Regions from separate parts of the Homo sapiens genome. Here region 1 is linked to region 2. A link is an interaction called in ENCODE POLR2A ChIA-PET data of the cell type or tissue named here. Cell type or tissue: A673. All regions are shown on one strand. Links, peaks and the distances in the headings refer to the core of each region. The heading gives the core; the rest is flanking DNA.

What was found. Peaks named below come from ENCODE experiments on the same cell type or tissue, not always from the same donor. Only the 100,000 strongest peaks of a DNase experiment are listed, where the experiment ranks them.
Region 1: POLR2A ChIA-PET joins it to region 2 with 8 read pairs; 3 of 35 experiments call an interaction of 5 or more read pairs at or near these places.

What each region holds. Positions count from the first base shown.
Region 1 is chr12:123,259,983-123,269,146 of GRCh38, forward strand. CDK2AP1 (cyclin dependent kinase 2 associated protein 1) reads right to left here. Exons shown (of 4, transcript NM_004642.4): 2 at 7,203-7,300; 3 at 5,214-5,340; 4 at 994-1,821. The coding sequence ends at 1,754. Among named protein-coding and RNA genes, the nearest start is that of CDK2AP1, 7.3 kb to the right of the region's middle. RefSeq lists a silencer at 5,056-5,248. In A673, for the core only: a CTCF peak has its summit at 4,791 (motif pointing right); a DNase peak (open chromatin) is centred at 3,379.
Region 2 is chr12:123,616,823-123,625,444 of GRCh38, forward strand. DDX55 (DEAD-box helicase 55) reads left to right here. Exons shown (of 14, transcript NM_020936.3): 11 at 936-1,050; 12 at 1,847-2,015; 13 at 2,610-2,902; 14 at 3,142-4,121. The coding sequence ends at 3,318. EIF2B1 (eukaryotic translation initiation factor 2B subunit alpha) reads right to left here. Exons shown (of 9, transcript NM_001414.4): 7 at 7,965-8,040; 8 at 5,814-5,939; 9 at 3,584-5,098. The coding sequence ends at 4,934. It overlaps SNORA9B (small nucleolar RNA, H/ACA box 9B), which reads left to right; the gene lies at 1-18. LOC105370041 (a long non-coding RNA gene) reads right to left here and starts at 940. Exons shown (of 3, transcript XR_945475.3): 1 at 490-940. RefSeq lists an enhancer at 4,555-5,754. In A673, for the core only: no CTCF peak of the experiment used is centred there; no DNase peak of the experiment used is centred there.

The sequences.
Region 1 (9,164 bases), core at 1,185-6,184, 360 kb before region 2:
AGTTTGAACAGGCATCTCCTACCTCTTGTAAAAGGTAAAGTAGAGGTTCCTCTCCAAAGACTTTCCTCCCCATTTAATTTGGAATAAACGGTAACTTCTCTTCGAAGCAAAATTTATTCAAAGACCTGTGCTAACATTCCTAATTATCTGCTAGCCGTGGTAAAGAAATCAATGTACTTTATGTTCTTAGCTCCCACAATTTAGCCTAAATATTTGTCCTGGCATGCTTACACTGGTCGGAGCAAGCATTAGGTCATAGCCTGTTCCTCTTCCTTATTTAAAAGTGTTTACCTTTCTCACCATTCCACAAGTTACTTTCTCCTTCCTTTGTTCTCTTCTGCCTTCGCCTCTTTTAAAAAGTTTTAAGTTGCTTCCCAATCAGGACAAATACAGAATATGAGGTCCCGTTCCAGCCAATGGAAACCGGACACAGCAGTAGGGTGGACGCATCAGGTTACAAATGACCCTGTCTCTTTGTTCGGTGTACTCTCGTGGCAAAACTGCTGGCGAATGTACCCTTTCTGCGGGAAGTAAAAATGGCCTTGCTGAGTAAATTAAATTTATGTTCAAGTGCTATTTCTTCACGGCACCGGGGAACAAGCATTTCAAACACTTTCATGAGAGATTATTTAAAATAGCACTTCTTTACACCAGGCGTGGTAGCTCACACCTATAATCCCAGTACTTTGAGAGGCTAAGGTGGAAGGATCACTTGAGCCCAGGATCCAGCCTAGGCAACATAGTGAGACCTCATCTCTGCAAAAAAAATTTTTTTTCCATCACACACCCATTCATTCAATACAAAAAGTCTTTTAAAAATTATTCAGGCATAGTGGCACACACCTGTAGTTCCAGCCACTAGGGAGGCTGAGATGGGAGGATTGCTTGAGCCCAGGAGGTTGAGGCTGCGGTGAGCCAAGATTATATTACTGCACTCCAGCCTGGGTGGCAAAACAAGACCCTGTCTCAAAAAAATAAAACAGCACGTAAGAATTCAAGGAACCCACATTTTAATACAAATTGTTAATGAAAATAAGCTTTATTACATCAAGTAATAAATACATACAAAGATGCAAACAGTTTTAGTCATTTTCTTCCAGATGTTTTTATCAACTTACAATAAACGCAGAACTGAGATCTACTTACAGTCTTAGTATGAAAGTGTTCGGGGGTCCTTGTTAGGTTTGGTGGGTTGCTCTTTCTTCTGTATTTATAACTTGTGCATTTTTAAAAATTGACTTTGAAGCACTAATAGTCATGCAAATGCTTAAGCAAAAAAGAAGTTACATTAAGCAGAACCTACATTGTATGGCAAATGGGAACCGGCTACTAAGTAAAGCGTGCTGTCAATATGCGTTCAAAACAAAATCCCTACAGTGGTATTAGCTTATGAAAAGGAACAAAGAACACCATGGGTAACAAATGTATACAAAAGAGAAGATTAAAGGGAGACAATGGTGTCTTGGAGGCAAACTACAGTTTGCTGTAAGATAACTTTCCGTGCATCTTTTAAATCAATGCTTAAAAAACAAAAAAAACCTGGGCAGTTCCTAACTACTTAAAATGCAAATCCTAATTAACTGCAAAATCTTTTCTCAATCTTTGAGACTGTAGGTTCAGAGCCAAGTGAACCATGGGAGGAAAAACGAAACTGTAACCATTTTGAAAACAAGGGTTTCATCTGAACAGGGGAGATGAACTGTAACTTCTCATCTTGTAAAAAGATGGAAATCCTTCAAAACCAACAAGGCAGCTAGGATCTGGCATTCCGTTCCGTTTCTGCCAAGCACTCCCGAACCAGTCCTCTAGCGTGAATGATGCCTGAAACAGAGGCAGAGACCTGAGGTCAGCAAGTGCACAGGACCAGCCAGCAAAGCCCATTCTGAAACAGCAAGAGGATCCATCCTTCCACAGCCTGTCCACAAAACCCTCAGACATAAAGAGAACCAGGGAAACCTATAACCAAGCAACCCTGAAGGACGCTAACAATCCCATCCCTCTCTAAAGCCCTTCCCTCCTCACCACAACTCTTCCTGTCTCTCTAAACATTTTTTCCTGCATTCAAGGTGCACCAGCAAGCTGTCCTTCCACGACACTGTTGGATGAAAGACATGTCTCCACCCAAATTCTTTTGCTTGACCCACTATGGAGATTTTTCTCTGGCTTCTTCAGTCTGAATTCTAGACAGGGCTTGACCGGCGTAAGTAAGCAAGAGAATGGCTTCAGCTGCACACGTGAGGGCGCAGAGAACTGACTACTACCCACGCGGGACCCTGGGTCCACGGGGACAACCCCACAAGACTGCAGCTACCTTCTGCCCGATGAATCTTCCCCAGTCTTTTGTCTCTGTGGTTTGGTGCTTACCTTTTTTTTCTTTCTGCCTCTACTGAACTTCATGAAATATGATCTTTTAATAGACACTAAGGATTCTATTCCTTCTAATACATGACTCCCAGAGGCCACTGGGAATGACATCCCACATCATCACCTCACAAATCTTAGAAACTAACTCAGAGCCTTGGAGAATGTTTTCTGTGAGGACCAGACAGCAAATATTTTGAGCTTTGCAGGCTACAGTCTCTGACACAACTACTTCACTCAAATTTTTTTTGAGACAGCATCTTGCCCTGTCACCCAGGCTGGAGTGCAGTGGCACGATCACAGCTCACTGCAGCCTCAACCTGCCAGGATCAGGTGATCCTCCCACCTCAGCCTCCGGAGAAGCTGGGACTATAGGCACGCACCACCATGCCTGGCTGTTTTATCATTATTTGTAGAGATGGGAGTTTCACTATGTTGCTCCTGGCTTTAGCCTCCCAAACTGCTGGATTACAGGCATGCACCATCACACCTGGACCCACAAACCTTTATTTATGAACACTTAAGTCTGAATTTCAGATAACTTTCACACGTCCCAAAATCATTTTTTTTTTCAACCATTAAGAACCATGCCTGTCGCGGTGGCTCACACCTGTAATCCCAGCACTTTCGGAGGCCGGGGCGGGTTGCCCACTTGAGGTCAGGAGTTTGAGACCAGCCTGGCCAACATGGTACAACCCCATCTCTACTAAAAATACAAAAATTAGATGGGCGTGGTGGTGGGCGCCTATAATCCCAGCTACTCGGGAGGCTGAGGCAGAACTGCTTGAACCCGGGAGGCGGAGGTTGCAGTGAGCCGAGATCGCGCCACTGCACTCCAGCCTGGGTGATAGAGCGAGACTCTGTCTCAAAAAAAAAAAAAAAACAAAAAAAAACCACTATTCTTGGCTCCTGGCTCTTGGGCTGTAGTTGCCAACCTACCTACAATGCTCCTAGCTCCTAACTCCCTGACCCCTCTATGACGTGTTTTCACCCTGCTGTGACATGAGCTTGGTAAGCTTGGGCTTGGCTGTTGGCCAAGGGGTAGCACTAGGTCTTCCTTGTTACTAAAAGACTGGCAGTTTGTACGCATTTGCTGACTTGAACCAGTGCCTTTTCTGGGTGACTGCAAATTACCTGTTGGACTCTGGGACCCAGCATCTTCCCAGGAATTTCCATTCAGGTAAGCAGCACCCCAGCTACCGGAGAGCAGCCCTGGGACCACCCAACTCTCCAGGCGAGACCAGGGTTGGGCTCTGCATCCCTTCCCCCAGGCCCTCTTCAATCACATCCTCTAACCCTGGTAGTCCCAACCTAGCTTTGAGACCCGTCAACCTCTTCACAAAGGTTTCATAAACTCCAGAGCAACCCCGCTCCTGGCAGCAGCCTGTCCTCAACTGGCCCTCGTGTCACTGGGGCATAACTTCAACTACAGCCCCCATTTATGCTACAGATTTACAACCAAAGAAAGTTCCTCTCCCAGGCCGGGCACGGTGGCTCAACGCCTGTAATCCCAGCACTTTGGGAGGCCAAGGCGGGAGGATCACAAGGTCAAGAAATCGAAACCATCCTGGCCAACCAACATGGCGAAACCTGGTCTCTACTAAAAATACAAAAATTAGCTGGGTATAGTGGCGCACGCCTGTAGTCCCAACTACTCGGGAGGCTTGAGGCAGGAAAATTGTTTGAACCCGGGAGGCGGAGGTTGCAGTGGGCCGAGATCGTGCCACTGCACTCCAGCCCAGGTGACAGAGCTAGACTCCATCTCAAAAAAAAAAAAAAGAATGTTCCTCTCCCAGGTTGCTTCTCCAGCCTTTTTAAGAACCCCAAGTCCCAGGCCGGGCGTGGTGGCTCACGCCTGTAATGCCAGCACTTTGGGAGGCCAAGGCAGGTGGATCACCTGAGGTTGGGAGTTCAAGACCAGGCTGACCAACTTGGAGAAACCCTGTCTCTACTAAAAATACAAAAAATTAGACAGGTGTGGTGGCACATGCCTGTAATCCCAGCTACTTGGGAGGCTGAGGCAGGAGAATCGCTTGAACCCAGGAGGCGGAGGTTGCGGTGAGCCGAGATTGCACCACTGCACTCCAGCCTGGGCAACAAGAGTAAAACTCCGTCTCCCAAAAAAAAAAAAAAAAAAAAAAAAAAAAAGAGCCCCAAGTCTCCCCTCATCTTGAATGCGTTCATGGGCTATGGCTCTGCTGCACTGTCGCCTTCTAAAATAGAAATCCTGTCCTACCTCCACTCCCCTTTTATTTCAGAAGGTAGCAACCTATTTAACGTCCTTTCGAAATCAGACGGACAGTCACACCTTAACACGAGTCCCTTGTGCTCTGTCATCTCCTGCCTGCCCTCCCTCTCCAACCATTAAAGAACAAAGTGCTCTCAGCCTCCCTCCCCAGACCCTAGCACAGACCCACACACTTCCTTGGGTCTCCCTCCAAAGAGGTGACAGCAGAGGGCAGTGCAGGCACCGATGAACCCTGAGCTTGGCTTCCCTAGGACCAGTGTCGGCCCACAGGAGCAGACCAGGCAGGGTCGGGGGCAGGGGGCACTTCGAACACACCCTTGAAAGCCAGCAGACCCCCTGGCAGCACACAGGGTAAGAAGGGCTCCCTGCCTGGGCTGCCCTTCCCAGAAGACCCCTCTGAAGACATCCAGCCCCCCAGGCCCCTCGCTACCAGACCCATCGCCTGCCTGAGGCCTCCACCACAGACGGCAACTCTGTAACAAGACAGGAGCTCCCATGAGTGAGCCTCATCCCTAGCCCACCTTCCCACATTTTCCCCAAAAGTCTTTCCAGAGTTAAAGGTCTAGCACTGTGGTCACCGACAGGGCAGCGGGGCCGGGCTTACCGCGCTTCAGCCTCTCCATGGCACTCTTGCTCCCTGCGTACGTGGGTCTGATCTCCTTCCCCAGCTCTTCAATGATGGCCAGCAGCTCCGCGTATTTGCTTTGGGGCACCTGGCTGTTCCCAGTTCCCTAGAATCAGAAAGAAATGGGTTCAGCAAAATCAGCCGGGCGTGGTGGTGCGTGCCTGTAGTCCCAGTTACTCAGGAGGCTGAGGCAGGAGAACTGCTTGGACCCAGGAGGTGGAAGTTGCAGTGAGCCAAGATCACTCCACTGCACTCCAGCCTGGGCAACAGAGCGAGACTCCATCTCGGGGGAAAAAAAAAAAAAAGGGTTCAGCAGCCTGACCCCAAGGCCACAGGCAGGTGGGTGGAGAGGGCCCCGGGCCGGTCAGGATAGGGAACGCAGCCCAGCCTCAGACTTCTGGGGCAGCCACCTCAGCTGGGCCAAGGCACGTCCCATTCTAGGGGACAACTACAAGTTAGGGAGATGGTCCTCACCCTCCTATCCTCACACACTCAGGGAGGCCACCCAGTCGTCTCCAGGAAGCAACTTTATTATCTCCAATGAACAAAACAGGGGAAACAGCTCATTTTGGCACAAAAGAGTCCAAACAGCATTTCCCAGGATGCAGATGGATGGGAGGGCACATCCCAGGTGCCAAGCCTCCAAGCCAGTGGGGAGACAAGAGGCCACACCTGGGCCACCAGGACCACAGCGATCCGCCATGGCCCAGCCAGAGCCTGGAATGCATTCCCTTCTCTCATCCTCCCACCAACAGGGCCCAACCCCCAGAAAACCTTTCCTCCCACCACCACTGGGAGCCCCACAGCAAGCACCCGGATCAGCGAGGCTGGGCTTCCGGCAAGCCCACAAGCCCGCAAGCCCACAAGCCCAGGCTACCTCCCCTTGGCCACCTCCTCCCATAGACACGCCAGCTCCCTGGGCGAGGTCCTTGCCTCCCCCCTCCTCCACCACCGCCTCTGTCCCCTGGCCTCGCGCTCTGTCCTGTCCTCGTCCTGCTCCGGCTGCTCTGCCTCCCCACGGCACTGCCTCCAGGCCTCACGGGCCTCCCGCCTGTCCTGGCGCCGCCGTCGCATGGCCAGAACGTGGCACTGCCAACTCCCGGCTGCCCCTCTGCCTGGCCTCCCACAGCCACCGCTTCTTCAGCCGGTCCCGCTCACAGGCCCACACCTGCTTCTCCTCCTGGGGCAGGGCAGCCTGGTGGGGCATGGCCGGGGAGCCGCCCACTTGGCGAGGAACAGGCTCCATAGCGACCTCAGAACACTGGTGCTGGGGCCCAGCCAGGGAGAGCATCTTCCCGCTGGGACCTTCCCCGGGGCGGCTCATCCCTTGGAGATGTAGGGTGCAGCTGAGATGGTGGCGGCCCCATTCCTGCTGTTCGCCAGCCTGGGCTGGGGGTACTAGGATCACCCTTGGGCTGATGAGGAGCCCGGGTCTTGGGCAGTTACCAAGTGGGGGGTCACAGTCTGGAAAGTGGTGGAACCAGGGAGCGGCCTCGCCCAGGCCACACTCTCAAATACTGGCCCTCGACAAAAGGCAGCTGGGCTCTCAAGACAGGGCCACCTCCTCTCTGCTGGGCCCGCGCCCGTGGAGAGCAAGTGGGAACTGACCCTATCTTCTGTCCCAGCTTGGAGAGCCAGCATCAAGGTCAGGCCTCACTTGCCCAAGAAAGAGGAGTGAGGAGGCCCACTGGAGGAACGCGTGGGGTGGGAGCCTCAGCACAGCTTGGGCTGCTGCCCCTTCCTGGTGCTCTCCTGTCCCCTCCACCTCACACGTCCCCGCGAAGCACAGTCCCCAGTGCCCTCCACTCTGATGTGTTCTGAGCAGGAGCGCAGCCAGGGCCTTGGGCTGAGAAAGCTCCGTCCCATCCTTTCTGCTCCTTCGTCTCTTCCACCAACTTCTCTCCTCTGATGGTGGGAAGCATGTCTCCCCCTGGCCCTCCCACCATGCCATCACCCCCATTGACATACCTGGGTGTAGCCTAGGGACGGTGGCCCGTAGTCACTGAGCAGCTGGCGGTACTGTGAAGACGTTGCCATGCTGGTGGAAGGCGAGTGGACACTCCCAGCTGTGGGGTGGGGAGAGAGAGGCCAGGAGTCAGCTCAGCCAGTTGTACCAAGGCAAGGACTCCGGGTCCTGCAACAGCCCTTGCCCAGGACCCACACCACCAACTGTAGCAGGATGGAGAACCCTGCTCTCCACCTCCGGTTTGACCAGCATATAAGATGGATAATGAAATGTAGCTACAAGGCACCTGACCATCCCCAGCTCTGCAGCAGCCGCTGGTCCTCACAGAGCTCCATCCCATCCAACCAGAACCTTCCAAGCAGCAGGGCTGCTCCCAAAGATAAAATTATTGCCACTCCTGGCCTGAACTCTGCCCATCCCCTCTCCCTGTGTCCTGGTCCCCAGAGGCTGAGAACCTAGAGGCCACATCACACCACAGCGCCACATAGGCTGGTCGAAACCAGGCTGAGCTTCCAAGCCTTTTTGCTTCTATGCGCTCAAATCTCTGCTGTGCTCAATGACAGGGAAGACAGGAAGGCCTTGGAGTATTTGAGACCCAACCCTGGCTGGAGACAGGCACGCTGGACATCAAATCAGAAATCTAGAGAACACCATGGCCTCTGTGTGCCCCAGATAAAGCCCCTCAACCCCTCTGTGCCTGTCTCCCCCTCCCCAAAGAGGGGACCAGACTCTTAGCAGTCTATGCCCCAAGGGCTCTGTATCCCAAGACAGGAGGGTTGAGGCCCCACATATGGGATGCAACATTGGGGCCTGTCCAGAGCTGCAGTCAGTGACCAAGCAGGGCCCAGCCCAGAACGCAGCCTCCTGGATCTGGCAGGGGAGTCCGTGGCTAGGAGCACGCGGCCCCGCAATGGCGTCCCAGTGGCCATTAGCGGGTAAAGGATATCCTGCAGAATGACAAACAGCGGTAACCATGGAGAATTTACCTAGTCCTCCTCGGCAGCTGCCCGCCTGCCGCCCCCAGAGCCACACGGTCTCTCTCTCACACACACAGTGGGCGCCGCAGACTTGGCCTCGGGGACAGACAGCTGGTGCCAGGCTGGCCAAACCCACCAGCTGCTCGCTTGGTGTGGGTGAGGGGAGGGGCAGAGGAGGAAGGAAGTTCAGGGCCTCAAGCTGGGGGAGCCGGGAGGAGCACTGGAGAACCCTGGCTCCAGGCCCCTCGATTTAGAGAAATGGACCTGAAGGGGTGGCCCCAGGGCACACAGCATAGAGGAGACCAAAGCAGGGAGCCAGCTACCCCGGCACCTGCCCCTCTCTCCGAGAACGGGGACCGTTCCGAGCTGTCTCCTGAGTCTCAGGCCAGCCCTGGATGCTGCCACTGCAGCCCAGGGTTATGCTCCAGCTTGGGCTGGAACTGCAAACGTGGACTTGGATCCTGAACTGGGCAGAGCACCGTGCCACTCCGAGCCTCAGTTTCCACGCCTCCCACGTGGGGATGATGAGACACATGCGGATGATGAGACACGTGCGCTATAGGGGCGGGTTGCTTGGGAGGGGGACGCACAACGCCCACGATATCTGGCACGTCCATGGCCACTGCAGGAATTGGGCAGGGTGATGTCCCCCAGAGCCCCCTAACTACATCAGCCAAACCCCAGTTTCCTGAGCTTCTGATGTGGCAGCAAGCATGGCATGGCGAACACAGGCTCTGCCGGCACAGACCTGGGTTCTGATCCTGGTCACTACACCTCTCTGGCTCCAGGGCCAGTCGCTGGGGGTAGCATCGCGCACAGCACCCCAGGCGTTTGCAAGATCCCAGCGCCCTGGCAGGAGGGGTGCTGGCCACTTCCCACGCACCCTCGCATTCCCTCGGTGTGCCCCCGTCCTCTTCCCCAACTGCTCTGCCCACTGCTCCTCACCTCCCCTTTTCTGTCCTCCCCACTGGACTTCGTGCCAGCCCC
Region 2 (8,622 bases), core at 3,478-8,477:
TAGAAATTTCAGACAATGAGAGAAAACAAAAAACAACAACATTATTTGAGGCTGGGCGCGGTGGCTCACGCCTGTAATTCCAGCACTTTGGGGAGGCCGAGGCAGGTGAATCGTTTGAGCCCAGGAATTCACCAGCTTGGGCAACAGGACAAAACCCTGTCTCTACAAAAAATATATATACAGATTAGCCAGGCGTGTGTTCCTGTAGTCCCAGCTACTTGAGAGGCTGAGGCAGGAGAATCGCTTGAGCGCAGGAGGCAGAGGTGGCAATGGATTGTGCCACTTCACTCCAGCCTGGGCAACAGTGTGAGACTCTGTCTCAAAACAAAAACCCGTTGTTTTAAGTAGCAAAAATAGGCAAATGGATGAATAACCCATTCATGGTGAAATCGTGATACTGTATTGGTAGCAATTAAAAGTACTTTCAAATATTATCAGTTCTTGCAGAAACACACAATAGAATGTCTAAATGAAAAAAGCAATACATACCACCACATGTGAAAATTACAATTACTTTCTTCAAAGTCAGCATATATTCCTAATACATGCTTCCACGCATAGGAAAATGCCTATAAACCCCCAAGTGTTGATGATTACTCCTGAGGTTATTGGTCATTTTCATTTTATTCTTTGTATTTTTCATTGTTTCCCAGATTTTCCACTGGGGACTATGTCCCACCTGTATGATCAGAGAGAAAGATACAAGTTTTACTTAAGAGTTCACATTAAATGTTTCTTACAGAATCGTATCTGTTTGCAGTGTTGGTTTAATTGCCAGTTCTATTTCTCACACTAGTAAGTGGCCGAGTCCACACTGAGCTGTGGAGGCTAGAGGCTCCCCAGAGCGTTTTAGCTGCAGCAGCCATGTGGCTGGAGCCTGAGCTCTGTTCAGCTGTCATCACCTGGGTACCCATTTCCACCCTGTGTTCTCACAGTGCCTTCGTGCATCGCTGCGGTCGCACAGCTCGCATTGGCCACGGGGGCAGCGCTCTGGTGTTCCTCCTGCCCATGGAAGAGTCATACATCAATTTCCTTGCAATTAACCAAAAAGTAAGCTGCCGTCCGTTTTCAGATAGAATGCCTAGTGACGGGGTAGCTGGAAAAGTTCTCCAGCATGTGGTCAGCAATTGAAATTACGAATTGCAAACTCACTGGGGCTGGGCTGGTGGTGGCAGTGGGGGGCCCTGGTGGGGTTTTTTTTTTTTTTTTTTGAGACGGAGTTTCACTCTTGTTGCCCAGGCTGGAGTGCAATGGCACTATCTCGGTTCACCGCAACCTCCACCTCCCGGGTTCAATGGATTCTCCTGCCTCAGCCTCCCAAGTAGCTGGGATTACAGGCATGCGCCACCCCAGCTAATTTTGTATTTTTAGTAGAGATGGGGTTTCTCCATGTTGGTCAGGCTGGTCTTGAACTCCCGACCTCAGGTGATCCGCCCACCTCGGCCTCCCAAAGTGCTGGGATGACAGGCGTGAGCCACCGTGCCCGGCCACCCTGGTGGGCTTTAAGGCTGTGGAGGCACCTCGGTCATGGAGTGACCAAGTCTCCTGTGTGGTAGCATGCCCTGCTGGGACCCAGGCAAGGGTTACTTCTTGTGAATAGAGACCCAGTGTTGCCATACTTTGCTACCAGATTAGGATTGTCATGTGAAATCTGATTTTTAAATTTTCTTTTAAAAATTTAACATACTTTACAGAGCATGTGAAATATTTGGGTTGGAGTTGGGCTTCAGACCTCAACAGTTGAAAAGGAATTGTTTCGCTTTTGTTTTTCTTGGTTGTGATGGGGAGCCCTGGGGATATGATGCCAGCCAGGGAAGGTGAGAATGTGGTATGTGTGTGTGTGTAGTGCCCCCTGCAGGAGATGAAGCCCCAGAGAAACACAGCGGACCTTCTGCCAAAACTCAAGTCCATGGCCCTGGCTGACAGAGCTGTGTTTGAAAAGGGCATGAAAGCTTTTGTGTCATATGTCCAAGCTTATGCAAAGCATGAATGCAACCTGATTTTCAGATTAAAGGGTAAGTTGGACTTCTTCATGTGATAATGTCTCCATCTTAACTATGTGGTGGTCTTACAAGTATGAGATTGCTTTGTCTCATAAAAGGAAGTGTTCCCAGGTTTTGAGTAGACACAGAATAAACTGGCCACTGGCTGCTGAGTATTCCTTTTAACTTTGTAAAAATGTAATTTTTTTAATTTTTGAGACAGAGTCGCGCTTTGTCACCCAGCCTGGAGCGCAGTGGCGCGATCTCGGCTCACTGTAAGCTCTGCCTCCCAGGTTCACGCCATTCTCCTGTCTCAGCCTCCCGAGTAGCTGGGACTACAGGCGCCCGCCACCACGCCCAGCTAATTTTTTGTATTTTTTAGTAGAGACGGGGTTTCACCGTGTTAGCCAGGATGGTCTCGATCTCCTGACCTCGTGATCCGCCCACCTCGGCCTCGCAAAGTGCTGGGATTACAGGCGTGAGCCACTGCACCCGGCCTCAATTATTTTCATTCTAACTAAAATGAATGCATTAAACCCTTTGGTTAGAAAAAAATTATATTGTAAGCCATTACTGATTGTTCTAATCCTGTTGAGTGCGCTAACTCTGATCTTCTGATTGAATCAGATCTTGATTTTGCCAGCCTTGCTCGAGGTTTTGCCCTGCTGAGGATGCCCAAGATGCCAGAATTGAGAGGAAAGCAGTTTCCAGATTTTGTGCCCGTGGACGTTAATACCGACACGATTCCATTTAAAGATAAAATCAGAGAAAAGCAGAGGCAGAAACTCCTGGAGCAACAAAGAAGAGAGAAAACAGAAAATGAAGGGAGAAGAAAATTCATAAAAAATAAAGCTTGGTCAAAGCAGAAGGCCAAAAAAGAAAAGAAGAAAAAAATGAATGAGAAAAGGAAAAGGGAAGAGGTAAAGTTTACTTTTACTTACATTAACTTAGAATCTTGAACAAATTTATTGTAGTAGTTCTTTAAATAGGAATTGTGTGGGGCTGTCAGATTTCTGTTACGTTGGCGACCAGGGTGGGGAATTTGCTCTATTTGCAGAAGCCAATCTGAGAGCTTATAGTTCTTGAGTTAAAACTGCTGGTTTCACTACAACACTATTGCTGAAAAATTTAGTAGTTTATTGGTTTCTTCTGCACTTAGGGTTCTGATATTGAAGATGAGGACATGGAAGAACTTCTTAATGACACAAGACTCTTGAAAAAACTTAAGAAAGGCAAAATAACTGAAGAAGAATTTGAGAAGGGCTTGTTGACAACTGGCAAAAGAACAATCAAGACAGTGGATTTAGGGATCTCAGATTTGGAAGATGACTGCTGATTCCAGTGCCACAGATGAACCCACAAGGACATAGCTGTTCCCTAACTTGGTGGATGGCTCCAGTTTGCTTTTAACGAAAATCACAACTTCAGGAGACATCTGAAAAGAATGATGTCTCTGAAAGCTGTCCTTTCAGATGAGGGAGAAATGAAGGATTTCACACTTCAGAATATTTTACTAAAAACATTCCAGTCTTGGCCGGGTGCGGTGGCTCCTGCCTATAATCCCAGCACTTTGGGAGGCTGAGGCAGGAGGATCACTTGAGCCCAGGAGTTCAAGACCAGCCTGGGAACACAGCGAGACCCTCTCATTAAAAACAACAAAACAAAACAATTCCAGTCTTGGAGTAGTCTAACAGAAGAAAATGTAAAATTATTTGAGTGTAAATAATAGATGTCAGTATTTATCATGATGGGTCACATATAGACATATGTACATATTATATATATATATATATATATATATATATATATATATATATATATATAAGCTCTTTTTTCTGAGGCTATTTTATAGTTATTTTTAAACATAAAGATACAGAAGTCTTCTTGACTTCTGATTTTCAAAACCATTCCTCAGTATCTTCAGGCATTTGACCTCCTGAATGTGCTTGGCCCTGGGCTTCAGTTATCCTTTGATGTCCTGCAGGGGTGGCTAATGTGCTGGGGTTTTTCTGTGTTAATAGTCACAGTATTGTTTTATTGGTGAATAGCTGAAAAACAGAGGGATTAAGTCATATTCCGGGAAAGAGAATTATAGTTTTTATGCCTCCTGTTGAATAAATGGTGTCCTGATTGCCTGGGTCTTAAGTGTGTAAATGTAGCTGGACAGTGTTTTCCCCTAGATGGCCTGGTCAGCTTGCAGTATTGATGCAACACCACATCAGCGTCTTTCATAGAGTTTATTTGAAAAGATGCTGAATTTATTCCCAAGTATAATTTTAAAAAGCTGTTTAGGACCCAAACATATTTAAACATCTCTTACACATACAGAATTTCAGTTTACAAATATTCCAGAAGGCATTTTCTTAAGCAGTGAACCATGCAGAATACTGTTGCTAAACATCGTTTCTGCCTTCCTCGTGTTCTCTTGGTAGTTTTTACTGTTTGGCTTGATCCTGCTGAGGAATGTGCTTACCACTGGAAGCCAGATGCAGATTCAGCAAGTGTTTCTTGCCTCTTACAAGGCACCGCGTGTAACGTCCTGACCAGCTGTTGGTCATTTGTGGCAGAGGGGTGTGGCTGCTTTTCGCCTGCATCTCGCGTGCTTTAGGCAGATCAGTCTGGAGTGCAGGGGAGGATGAAGACAGGTGGACTTGGGCTCATCTTTCATCAGTTAAGTAGCCAATTATCTAACTTGTATTTCTGGAAACTGAAAAGGAAAGTTTCTAGAAACCGTAAGAACAATTTAAGTTGGGATTTAGAATAGCTGACACATTTTTAGATGGGACTGAAATGAGTAAGAAAGGTTCTCCAAGATGTATGATTTTAAGTCCTTACTCCATAAATCTTCATTAAACACATCTCAGTTTTGGCCTGACTCACTGGGGTGTCAAGCAGCTACTCACCCTGCCTCAACTACGTAAGCTGCACCTTGGCAGGAAAGGGCTCACAGGTTACAGATAGAGCTTGATGAGCTCATCGCTGACTGCTGAGGGTGTCAGCACGCCCAGGTCTGTAAACAGCAGAGTGATTAAGGAAGGGGCAGTGTAGTCGACCCACGGATGCTCCTCTTTGAGGTCTTGTCCAGTCTGCGCGACCTTGAGAGTGTCTGCCTTATACTGAGGAGAGAAGTACACATTAGTCGGCACTGAATATTTAGTGCTCTGACCTGGTAGGGCCTTGGTGTGAGTGATCAGTGTGCTACTTCCTGAGACTGCTCTCTGAAAATGGGAGAAACTAAGCTATGCAGGACACTAGAGACGAGGGCAGAGTTGTGGCCATGAGCCAGATCATGGCAGTGTGCTGGCTGAGAGCTGTAGTGTAACAAACTTAAATCCCATGTCCCCTCATTCTCATGCCGGATTAACTTCTCCAGACCTCTCAAGGGAAGATCGAGAGTCACAATAGAGAGCTTGCAGCGTGCCAGGGACTGTGCTAAGATTATCTTAGAATCCTCATGACCCTGTCAGATACTGCTATGCCATTTTACAGACAAGAAAACCGGTTCAGAGGTTGAAATGAAAGGACTTGCCTCAACTCGCACAGTTTGTAAGTTGTGGTGATGGGAGCTGAGCTCAGTTAAGCCCAAAGCTGGGACTTACCCACCAGCTTCGGGCTTCCTCTCCACCCATCTATGGTGCTACTTAAAGAGACTGAAAGACTGAAGTTCTAGGGACAAATGTGTGAGTCCAATCACCAATTTATCTTTGTATTCCAAGTGTTGGGGAAAGTAGCAATAGGAAGTGAAAAAATTACTGGAACATTCTTAGGACTACAATTTCCAAAGGTTTCTGTTTAGACTTTAGTACCCCTTCAAATATGTAAAACTCTTGCCTTAAACTTATCTGGGACGTCTTGCTGGTTTAGTGGAAAGAGCCGGACAAACTTGAAACTTTCTGCAACCACATAGAAAGGTTTGTTCTGTGCTTTGGCACACACAGCCATCTGGTTGGTTCCAATCTGGGAAGGCAGAAAATGGAATGGATGAGCTCTAGAGTGCATCTGAAGTAGAAGCCACAGAAAAGCGGGCCGGGCACAGTGGTGCATGCCTGTATTCCAGCATTTTGGGAGGCCGAGGTGGGTGGATCACCTGAACCCATGAGTTTGGGACCAGCCTAGGCAACACGGTGAGACCTCGTCTCAATTACAATAAAGGAACAATTAAAAAACAGCAATAGAAAGTTATGTATATAATATAGATATACATATATCTAATACATATATTAGATATATCTAATTCTGACTTTGGAATCAAAAAAATAAATGTTTCTCAAAGGATATAGAAACAGCCACTAGAGGCTGGATGTGGTGGCTCACGCCTGTAATCCCAGCACTTTGGGAGGCCGAGGTGGGTGGATCACCTGAGGTCAGGAGTTTGAGACCAGCTGGCCAATATAGGGAAACCCCATCTCTACTAAAAATACAAAAAATTAGCTGGGCATGGTGGGATGGGGGGTGCCTGTAATCCCAGCTACTAGGGAGGCTGAAGCAGGAGACTCGCTTGAACCCGGGCACTGGAGGTTGCAGTGAGCCAAGACTGTGCCATTGCACTCCAGCCTGGACAGCAAGAGTGAAACTCCATCTCAAAAAATAAAAAAATTTAAAAAAACAAGTGTTGGCAAGGATGTAGAGAAATTGGAACCTTTGTGCTTTGCTAGTGGGAATGTAAAGTAGTGCAGCTGCTGTGGAAAATCATTAGTTTCTGAAAGTTAAATATATAGTTACCATGTGACTCAACACTCTGCCTGCAGACCTCCGCCTCCCAGGTTCAAGCGATTCTCCTGCGTCAGCCTGCCAAGTAGCTGGGATTACAGGCACCCGCCACCATGCCCAGCTAATTTTTTGTATTTTTAGTAGATATGGGGTTTCACCATGTTGGCCAGGCTGGTCTCGAACTCCTGACCTCAGATGATCTACCTGCCTCAGCCTCCCAAAGTGCTGGGATTATAGGCGTGAGCTACTACGCCCGGCCTTATGTTACATATATTTTAACTAAAAAAAGCTTTCATGAAGCTTTTCTAAATTAAATAATGGAGAGAGAGATTGTAATAAATTGAGGTCAAATGTGCTCAATTAAAATGAAAACAAATGACAGGCCGGCCACAGTGGCTCATGCCTGTAATCCTAGCACTTTGGGAAGTGGAAAGATTGCTTCAGGCTAGGAGTTCAAGACTGCAGTAAGCTATGATCACTGTACTACACTACAGCCTGGGCAACAGAGTGAATGTGTCTCTATTTTAAAATATATATAATATTTATATATAAATACACGTATTTTATACATACATACTTTATATGTAAATATATAAATAATATTTTAAAAATATTTGTGTATATATATTATGTGTGTGTATATATATGCATAAATAAAACATACATATACACATAAATAAAGCAAAAACCAGACAAACCCCAATTCCAATTCAAGCCAATTTTGTATAAATATAAATTACACTTTTTTTTTTTTTTTTTTTACTGAGACAGGGTCTCACCATCGCCCAGGCTGGAATGCAGTAGTGTGATCATAACTTACTGCAACCTCAAATTCCTGGGCTCACGTGATACTCCTGCCTCAGCTTCCTGGGCAGCTGGAACTACAGGCAAGCACCACCACGCCCAGCTAATTTTTCTAATTTTTTGTAGAGACAGGGTTTCACTATGTTGCCCAGGCTGGTCTTGAACTCAAGGCCTCAAGTGATCCTCCCACCCTGGCCTCTCAAATTGCTAGGATTACAGGTATAAGGCATCACACCTGACCAAATTACATTGTCTTCATTTATGTAGATCAATCTAAAAAAGATTTGACTGAAACTGGACTGCCCATTGCTATGACTTACGGGAAATGGGCAACAACTCAATACCATGATGAAGTCCTGAAGTGAAGCAGGATTAGAAGGAACCATAATCAACACTGCTGTGGTGTCCTAGGTCAGCAAGACACCTCCAAGTCTTGAGCAGGGAACTGGGGAGAACTGATGCTCTTACCTTGTTAATAATTCCTCCGTTTTCAACAACTCCTTCAGCACCAACTATGACAAGATCTGCTTTCTCCATGATGTAGCTAAGGGGAAAAAAAGCTTTTCATGCTTTATTTTCTTGGCTCTAACGAGTAGCATCATCATCTGCAAAGATCAATATTCCATTTCTATCAAGGTAAGTTCCTCCCATAACTACCTGTTTTTTTTAAAGCGCACTTAACACGCGATAGACCCCTGGCATTGTTACCAGGGGTGTTTTCTGGTCATGACCCTACAATGAGACATACACTTCACACTGCCGCCCGGCGCATGCACACGTACATATGTGTGTAAGTGAAGCAAGAATGTCCTGACACAGCAGTCTTCCTTCCAAGTGTGGTATCCTCTACTTTCTTTTCTACTTCAGCACAAACCAAACAAAATTTTAAAATCTGATGAGATCTGAAGTTGGACAAAAGTGTTATGCAGTTTTAAAAATCTTTCTTTTTTTTTTTGAGACCAGATCTCACTCTGTTGCCCAGGCTAGAGTGCAGTGGCATGATCTCAGCCCAAACCTCTACCTCTTAGGCTCAAGCGATCCTCCCATTTCAGCCTCCCAGGTAGCTGGGACCACAGCATATGCCACCATGCCCTAGAGATGGGGTTTCGCCATATTGCCCAGGCTG